2 separate regions of the Homo sapiens genome follow, and region 2 is linked to region 1. A link is a contact called in ENCODE Hi-C data. All regions are on one chromosome and are shown on one strand. The core of a region is the stretch at or near the end of the contact, and the rest is flanking DNA. Distances in the headings are between cores, read along the strand shown.

Region 1 (3,863 bases), core at 925-3,424:
GTACATATGCGGCAGATCCCTTTAGTGAGCAAGCAGAGATATGGCATCCCTGGTCAAGTGAGCATTTAAAGGAAAACGGTGGCAGATGGAACCTTCCCAAAATCCACAGACCAATAACTGACCCTTTCTGCAAAACCGGCTGAGCTTCCCCAGCCCTGGGTCTTTCACCTCCCACCGCTCTCAGGCTGCCTCCTTACCATCTCTTCCCCGAGCCTGAAATGCACCTAGCATGGGGCTTGTCAGGTAGAGTTTTCCTGCTTTAATCTAAAGTGAATGTGCACTGAAGTGGCTATATTTTTCTAAGAGGGGAAAGAAATCACCCTCCATTTAGTCATTTTGTTGTGCCCTTGATTGATTTTTTTCTGAGTCAATGGTCCTGCACAGGGAAAAACAAAGATTTTCTACTGTTGTATTATAAAAGGAACACCTGATTCGTATGGACAGAAGGCTGTAAGAGGAATCATTACAAAAATGAGAGACACAATAGTCAAAGGTGTAAATAAAAAAGAAGCCCCAAAAGAAAACAAGAAGCCAGAAGAGAAGTAACGACACAGGGAAGAGCTGCAGAGCAACCTCCCCAGCATCTCTAGGAGCCTATCACCCAGTCACTCTCCTGCAACCTGGATGGTGAGTGTTCTGGACAGGTGAGGGGCTGCAGGTGTCGACGATGAATTCCCTTCACCCAAAGCAGACCATAGTGACGATAATGTGCCCTTTCCCTGCTGATGCTGGGTCCTTGATGTGACCAGTTTTTAACATACTCTCAGAACCCAGGGATGTTCTCAGGGCTTAGGTGTGAGGCCATCTGTCCCTGCACAAAATGGCCCTTGCCCATGGGTTTCCAAGTTGGCATAGCTCTTTGTTCCCACAGTCACATTCCACGGATTCTACCAGCGTTTGCTGAGAACACAACATATGTCAACTGACGTGCTGGGCGCTTCTGCAGACCTTGCCTCATCGAATCAGCATCAGGCACTCCTGGGCCTGAGCTTTGTCTCTGTGATTGGGTAGCTGTGCACAGACAGCATAACCTCTGTGGCCTTCACTTTCCTCGCTTAAAATGGCCACACTAATAAGGTCGGCATATAGTCTACAGGGGGCAAGAAGAGCAGGAGATGTTCCATCTACAAATGTTCCTTCTGCATTTGGGCTCAGAAACAGCCCAATGACTGAATCAAGGCCACACAGCTAGAGATGGCAAAGGAGCCTGGTCCAGAGCACAGGCAGGTCTCCACCGGCCCTACAGGACCCCAACACTCTTCCTTGGTGATGGGTCTCCATTCCCACCCTTGACTTGGCATGGGAGGCACCAGGTGTAAGCCCTGTCTTCCTCAGGGGTCACTTCCTCCCACCAGCCTCGTCACAGCTGTCAGCGCCCTGCACTCCTAGCCCATTCTGTAGCCACAGTAGCTGTTTCTGTTGGCACCCTGTTCTGTTTTGGTCACTTTTGGGTGGTGGCCCGCTGGGGCCTGATGCTGCACTCTACGGAGGAGGCCACAGCCTCCCGCTCACCCAGGCCCTGGCCTCACTCTCCAGCTTCCTCCTTGGCAGGGCAGGGGCTTCCCTCTGTGAACTCAGAGGTCACGACCCGCCAGGCACTGCCGCCCACTCCCCACCAAGCTCACTCCCAGTTCCCCTGAAAAGAAGGAGGTGCTTAGACTAAGTGAGAAAATCTCTCCCTTTTAGGGAATCAGTCCTGCTGTCACCCCCACAACCATAAAAGGCAAAATAAGAAAGAAAAAAAAAACCAGATCTATCAAAAGCTCCACACAAGTGCCTTCCAGGACTGCAAGCCGTCTTCAGGGAAGGGCCTCCCCTTCTGCTCCACGCACCTCAACTCTACACAGGGCCTCACCCCTCACCGGCGTTAACTGGATGAGTACTTGCAACGGCCCCGCTAGGCAGCAGTACCGCCTGTGTCCATTTCACCAGGGTGGACGCTGAGGCACAGAGAGGAGAGAGGGCTGGCGGGCTGGGATCCACAGCCTCTAGGTCTGTTCTCACCACTCAGGCTGTTGGTCCCAGTGGGCACCTACAGGTGTGCTTCTGAGGCTGGGTCGGGCAGGAGGATGGGTTTTCCTTGTCGGAGGGCAAGAAAGCGTAGGCTTCACGCTGGATCTCCACCCAGGCCTCAGTGGCCTTCCCGTGTGCCTCCCCCGCAGCTGCTGAGAAAACCACACCAGAGAGCGAGAACGTCATCAGAGAGGGGCGCGTGGGGTGTGCATCTTGGGAGCTGTATTTCTAGGTGTGTGCACTCATGCCCACGTGTCCCAGGCTCTTTAGAGGGAAGCGTTCCCTAGGTACGTGGCATTCCCTTTCAAATTCACCTAGCGCCCCAGAGAAGGGATTGTGTGGGAGGAACGCGGGTTTCCACGAGATGGTGGGGGTGTTTTATGTTTGTTTTCTCGGCATTTTTTGGTTCTGCACAGTCACGAGCTGTGGCATCCCCGGGGGAAAGGTCCTTGCCATTGCGGGGGCTGTTCTTTTTGCCCACACGGCCTCGTCAACTAGGGGATGCCCCATGCATTGCTCAACCCCAGAGAGAAAAGGAGAAGATAAAACCTGGATTCAAATGATTTCACTTCTCATTAGCCACTGTGACCTGGGAACAAGGGAAAAACCAAAGATGAAACTGTTCACGTGAGCTAGACTCAACGCTCTTGTAAAAGGAGGAAGAGGGTGTTTAAAGAAATGGAAGGGTTTAAACAGCTGCTCACAGCTTTATAAAGGATAGCATGCCTCTCCCACCCAGCCTGCCTTCTGGGGTCTCAGCTCCTTCCCTTACCCAGCAATCCATCGCTGTAGGCCCCCAAACATGGGAGACACGATATGCCAGTTGTAGGTCAATGGGTTTTCAGTGACAAGGACAAGGAGAAGGTTGCTTATGAATGCGTGTGGGTGGGAGGTGCACGGTCACAAGGGCGGACCACATGCAGCGGCGAGACTCAGTGCAGCCGGGACACTGGCACATGTGCCTGTTGCTCCGAACGAGGACAAGGGGCCCCACTGCGGGCCCCAGAGAATGCATCCAACCTTCTGTCTCCCCAGATATACCGGGCAGAGTCACCAAATCTTCGCGCACCACCTGTATTATTATTTACCTAATATACTTCTTAATTACACACTCATGTTCCCTCGCCCCCTTAAATTGATGTATTTATCAAAGACACTTTCTATGACTATTGTTTGTAGAAAATCTGTCACTTCCCATAAACACAGAGTAACTGGTGGACATGGCCGTTTGTCTACCCAATATCCACTCTCTCTTTTCTTCTTAGTAACTGAAACCTGATTTTATTCAGACTGGCAATGTGCTTGGGCAGAGCACTCTACCTCCCAGCCTCCCTAGCAATCAGTGTGGCTATGGGACTAACTCCTGGTCATTGAGACACAGGATGGCATGGATAGATGGAACTTCCAGAAAGGCTTCTTAAGTGGAAGATAGGTATCATTTTTTATGTCTGAAATATAAATGTAATGTGATGGCTGGAACTCTCACAGCCATCTTGGGCAAAGAGGTAAATGAAGCTAGGTGCTCTAAGGGTTGGGGAGCAGATAGAAGAAGTTGGTTTCTTGATAAAATAATGGAGCTGTTACTCCAAGTATTAAGTATGTCTTTTTATTCTGATATTTTGGCATCTAGGGCCTTGCTGACTGGGGAAATTACCTGTTCTAGGGCTAGCCAATTACTAGAGATAGTAAAGGTCTTACAGGGAAGCACATCTTTCCTATGCAAATTAACTGGTCCAGAGCCCACACCTCCACTCCAGGCCAATATTTCTCTGCTTTCATCACCCCAGGGCCAGATGCCAGAAGCCCCTACACCCCAGAGCCCACAAAATCATTCAAACTGGCTAATTCTA
Region 2 (4,025 bases), core at 944-3,443, 1.5 Mb after region 1:
TCAACGTGCAAGAGCCTCTGTGACATGAGATATAAGCCTTTTATGTCCATCAGTTCATTTGAACTTAGCAGAAGCCTGAAATATGGTATTATCATCCCTGCCACTTTGTAGTTGAGGATACTGAAGTCCTGAGAGACAGTGACTTTCTTTTTTTTTTTTTTTTTTGAGACGGAGTCTAGCTCTGTCACCCAGGCTGGCATGCAGTGGCACAATCTCTGCTCGCTGCAACCTCCGCCTCCCGGGTTCAAGCGATTCTCCTGCTTCAGCCTCCCGAGTAGCTGGGATTACAGGCGTCCACCACCATGCCCAGCTAATTTTCGTATTTTTAGTAGAGATGGGGTTTCACTGTGTTGGCCAGGCTGGTCTCGAATTCCTGACCTCATGATCTGCCCACCTCAGCCTCCCAAAGTGCTGGAATTACAAGCGTGAGCCACCGCGCCTGGCTGAGAGACAGTGACTTTCACAGTGAAATCCCTCACTCAGGGATTTCAGCCCAGCTCTCCTGCCCGTTTCACTACACCAGAGCTGCCTTCATGGGTTGCTGCAAATGCCATCCTTAGCCTGCCCTGTACAGTCCCTTCTGCTGTATATATCTGTACTTCTCTCTTCCCTTCTAGGTGTGTTCCGGGGTGGTCATGACATCCTGGTGCGCTCCCGGCTGCTGCTTTTGGACACAGTGACAATGCAGGTGACAGCCAGAAGTTTGGAGGAGCTGCCAGTAGACATCATCTTGGCATCTGTGGGATAAGAGGCCAGCCTGCATAGGACCTCATACCCTTCCCCAACACTACCTGGAAGTTGTGCCTTCCTCATGAAACTGGCAGAAACCCCTTCCCAAGCTTCTGTATTGAAAAACAATTAGGAATCATTGCAGATTTTTTTTTATTCTGCTCCCACCTCCCACCCGGGACTACTTGCTGGTGACTTTTTTTTTTTTTTTTTTTAAATAGGGGATGATTTTAGCTTGTCCTAAATCTTGCTGTCCACCCTTCCAGGAAAGGGACATTGTAAATGAATAAAACATTCTCAACTCCTCTTGAATCTATCCCCCAAGAAACCATCTTATCCCTGTAATAAATCAGCATGTATTTATTGAATGATTGCTACTTCTGCAGACTCATGCTTCAGGGCTCCACCTTCCCCTTCAAGGCCTCCCCTAAAGAGGCAGAACACCTGCCCTGTCCCCCTTGCACCCACAGCCCTTTGGCTGTTGTAGTCCTGTGAGGCAGGACCCTCTCCCCGTCATCGCTGTCCCAGCACCAAGCCCAGGGGTGGGAGCGGTAGAGGGTGGTTGAGTGAATCAGCTAACAGGCAGAGTTCACACTCCCTCCCGTTCGTGCTTCTTCACAACGCATCCTCCTTTGATAGTCGATAAATGGAGGCTCCAAAGGGCTTGGGTCCTGTGTCTGATCGTTCCAGCATCTGGTCTTACATGGAGTGTGCCCTGGGGTTTCTGCTCCCTGTTCAGTTCAGCGAATCAGCATAGGCGAACAGCCCTCTAGAGCATTCTCTGTTGGTTGCAGATGAAGAATCTCCGGTTTAGGTCCCAAGGGGAGCAGGCTTTTAAACTCAAGCCAGGCTATTTTACCAACTTTGAGGCCAAAGTACACCCGAAAGGGCTGTTTTAAAAATCTGGGCCTCACCCTTAGAGATTCAGCTGAGGGGCTGGGGCAGGAAAGGCTTATTCTAGTGCCCACCAATGTTTGAGGGCGAAGTGCGCGATTCCTGGAAGTTCTTCTGACTTTCATTTCTTCAGTGTTCCTCCATTTTTGCCTCGCACTGTGAGGCAGCTGGCAGGACTGTGAAGTAAGGAGTGGAGTTTCCTGGTTTCCCGCCTTCCATGACCCTGTGCCCTAGACTCAGCGCGGCGGGAACCTTCCCTGCCAGCCCTGAAACACGCTGGGGGCGGGGAGGAAGGTTAACCCCGCCAGGGAACGGCCAATATGGAGGAAAGTGGAGTCCCGAGAAGCTTGGGATCGATATGTCTCCCAAGGCAGTCACTGTCTCCTGGGGAAACGGGAGAAAATTCATCCCAAACCGGAGGGGAGAAGACGCCGCCTCCGGGGCCCGAGGGCACCGCGGGAACCAAGGGCCCTTGGGGGCGGGGCCTGGCGCCGGGAGCGCGGGCTGAGGCGGGGCTGACGTGAGGGGCGGTGACGCGGGTGGCCAAAGCGGAGCGGAGCGGGGGTGAGGAGAGTCGAGGGAGGTGACGCGCGCTGCCGGGGCGAGGTGAGGGGAGGGGAGGCGACGCGGGCGGTCGGGGTATGGCGAGGGGAGGGGAGGGGAAAGGAAGCGACGCGAGCTGACAGAGGGGAGCAGAGGCCCGAGCGGACGCGAGGCGACGCGGAGAGGGCGGCCTGGGCCGAAGTGAGGCGACGCGGGGCGGCGGAGTCTGAGGGCCGGAGCGGAGCGGAGGCGACGCGGGGAGGGGCGAGGGATCGCGGCCGGTGGCTGGGGGCCACCTGCTCCCCGAGCACCGGCCCCCGCTCCGGGGAGCAGAGTCCGGAGCGGGATCCGCGGCCCACAGGTTCGCAGGTCGGGCCCGGGGACGCTGCGGACTAGCGGGCGGGAGGCGGGGATTCTGCACCCCGGCCCCGGGCCGTCCAGTGGCCGCCCTCGAGGTGACCGGTTGCTGGCCGGCGTGGGTCGCTGACCCCAGCGGGGACTGGGGGGAAGGACGGGGAGTTGGGGGCACCAAGTCACCCGGAGGAGGCGACCCCAGCTAGCTGCGCTTGCCCTGCTTCGCTGGACTGTGAAGCCCCCTCCGCTGCGGCTCTTCCTGCGCTCAGGCAGGCATTTGCAGAGCTCCTCTCGGGACTTGCCTCAGTGCCCTGCACGGAGCTGGGCAGTGGGCTCAGGGAGCGAAGCAAACGGGCACATCCTTGTCTTTGTGGGACTTTTTGGGGAAGACTTTAGACGGTGGTCACGGAGGGGCACGGCCCTGTGGGAACGGAAAGAGAAGGCGGGGACTCAAGGAATAAGACCTAATATTTGAGATACGTAAGCCTTTTCCTTACGTTTTGTAATTTAAAGGTTGCGAGGGGCGGTGTTGAAGAATGTGTGGGCGAACATCCTGTCACTTACCTAGAGATGTTCTCACGAGAGCTTGCGCCTACCAGGATCGGCGGGGCCAGCAGCGGCTCCCGGAGTGGAGGGACCCTGATAAGTACTGCCCCTCTTACAACAAGAGTCCTCAATCCAACAGCCCAGTGCTTCTGTCTCGACTGCACTTTGAGAAGGTAACCAGCATTGCACTATGCTAGCCCCTCGCCCAGCCTCGTGATGGTCATCTCCTATTTGGTTTGGTGTGTGCTCAGCCTCTTGGGATGACATTAAAAACCAGCCTTTACTGATATATTCTGACTTCCAGTTGAGAACCTCTCTTGGCCTCATGAAAGAAGTTTTATCAGTGGCTTCTAACACTGATAAAGACGTATTTTTCAGGCTCAATTTAAATGCCTTTGCTATACATGGCATACTAGCCTTAATATATGCCAAATTTATATGAGCTTTGTGTTTTAAAATAGCAGCTTTCACTGATCATCAGGGTCATTGGAGTATCTTAAAAATATAATAAAAAAATTTAAGGCCAGGTGCCATGGCTCATGCCTGTAACCCCAGCACTTTGGGAAGCCGAGGTGGGAGGATCACTTGAGCCTAGGAGTTGGAGACCAGCCTGGGCAACATAGGGAGACCCCATCTCTACAAAAAATAAAAAAATGAGGTGGGAAGATCACTTGAGCTGGGGAGGTCGAGGCTTCATGAGCCATGGTTGTACCACTGCACTCCCACCTGGGTGACAGATCAAGACCCTGCCTAAAGAAAAAATTTAAAAAAATAAAAAATTTAAGAATATTTCTATGCCCTTTACCAGGCCAGCTTAATCAGACTTCTCTAGGCCTAGGACAGGCTTAAGATCAGTTAATTTAAAACACTTCTGATGTTTCTTGAGCATTGAAAAGTTTTATTCTTTCTGCTTGTGTTTTCAATCTTTTTGTGTTTGTCTTTTACTAAGGCTAGAAACA

Evidence for each region. Hi-C counts contacts between places; a loop is a spot of excess contacts on that map. Pooled maps may share reads with other maps.
Region 2: a map with no recorded cell type shows a loop between it and region 1 (9-fold over the local background). The contact joins the promoter of HMCES here to the enhancer-like site in region 1. A Hi-C loop is called at or near these places in 3 of 37 single-sample maps with no recorded cell type and 4 of 50 pooled maps.

The regions. Positions count from the first base shown.
Region 1 is chr3:127,752,622-127,756,484 of GRCh38, forward strand. All of the region lies in intron 3 of MGLL (monoglyceride lipase), which reads right to left. Among named protein-coding and RNA genes, the nearest start is that of MGLL, 68 kb to the right of the region's middle. RefSeq lists enhancers at 926-1,235, 1,341-2,540, 1,436-1,615, 1,726-1,845, 1,996-2,115. Within about 2 kb of position 2,175, at least 5 of the 41 ENCODE cell types and tissues checked have a DNase peak (open chromatin) inside an H3K27ac peak, as active enhancers do.
Region 2 is chr3:129,276,677-129,280,701 of GRCh38, forward strand. HMCES (5-hydroxymethylcytosine binding, ES cell specific) reads left to right here and starts at 2,194. Exons shown (of 7, transcript NM_020187.3): 1 at 2,194-2,229; 2 at 3,034-3,239. The coding sequence starts at 3,057. It overlaps COPG1 (coat protein complex I subunit gamma 1), which reads left to right. Exons shown (of 24, transcript NM_016128.4): 24 at 618-1,097. The coding sequence ends at 748. RefSeq lists silencers at 2,049-2,398, 2,409-2,798 and an enhancer at 3,219-3,348.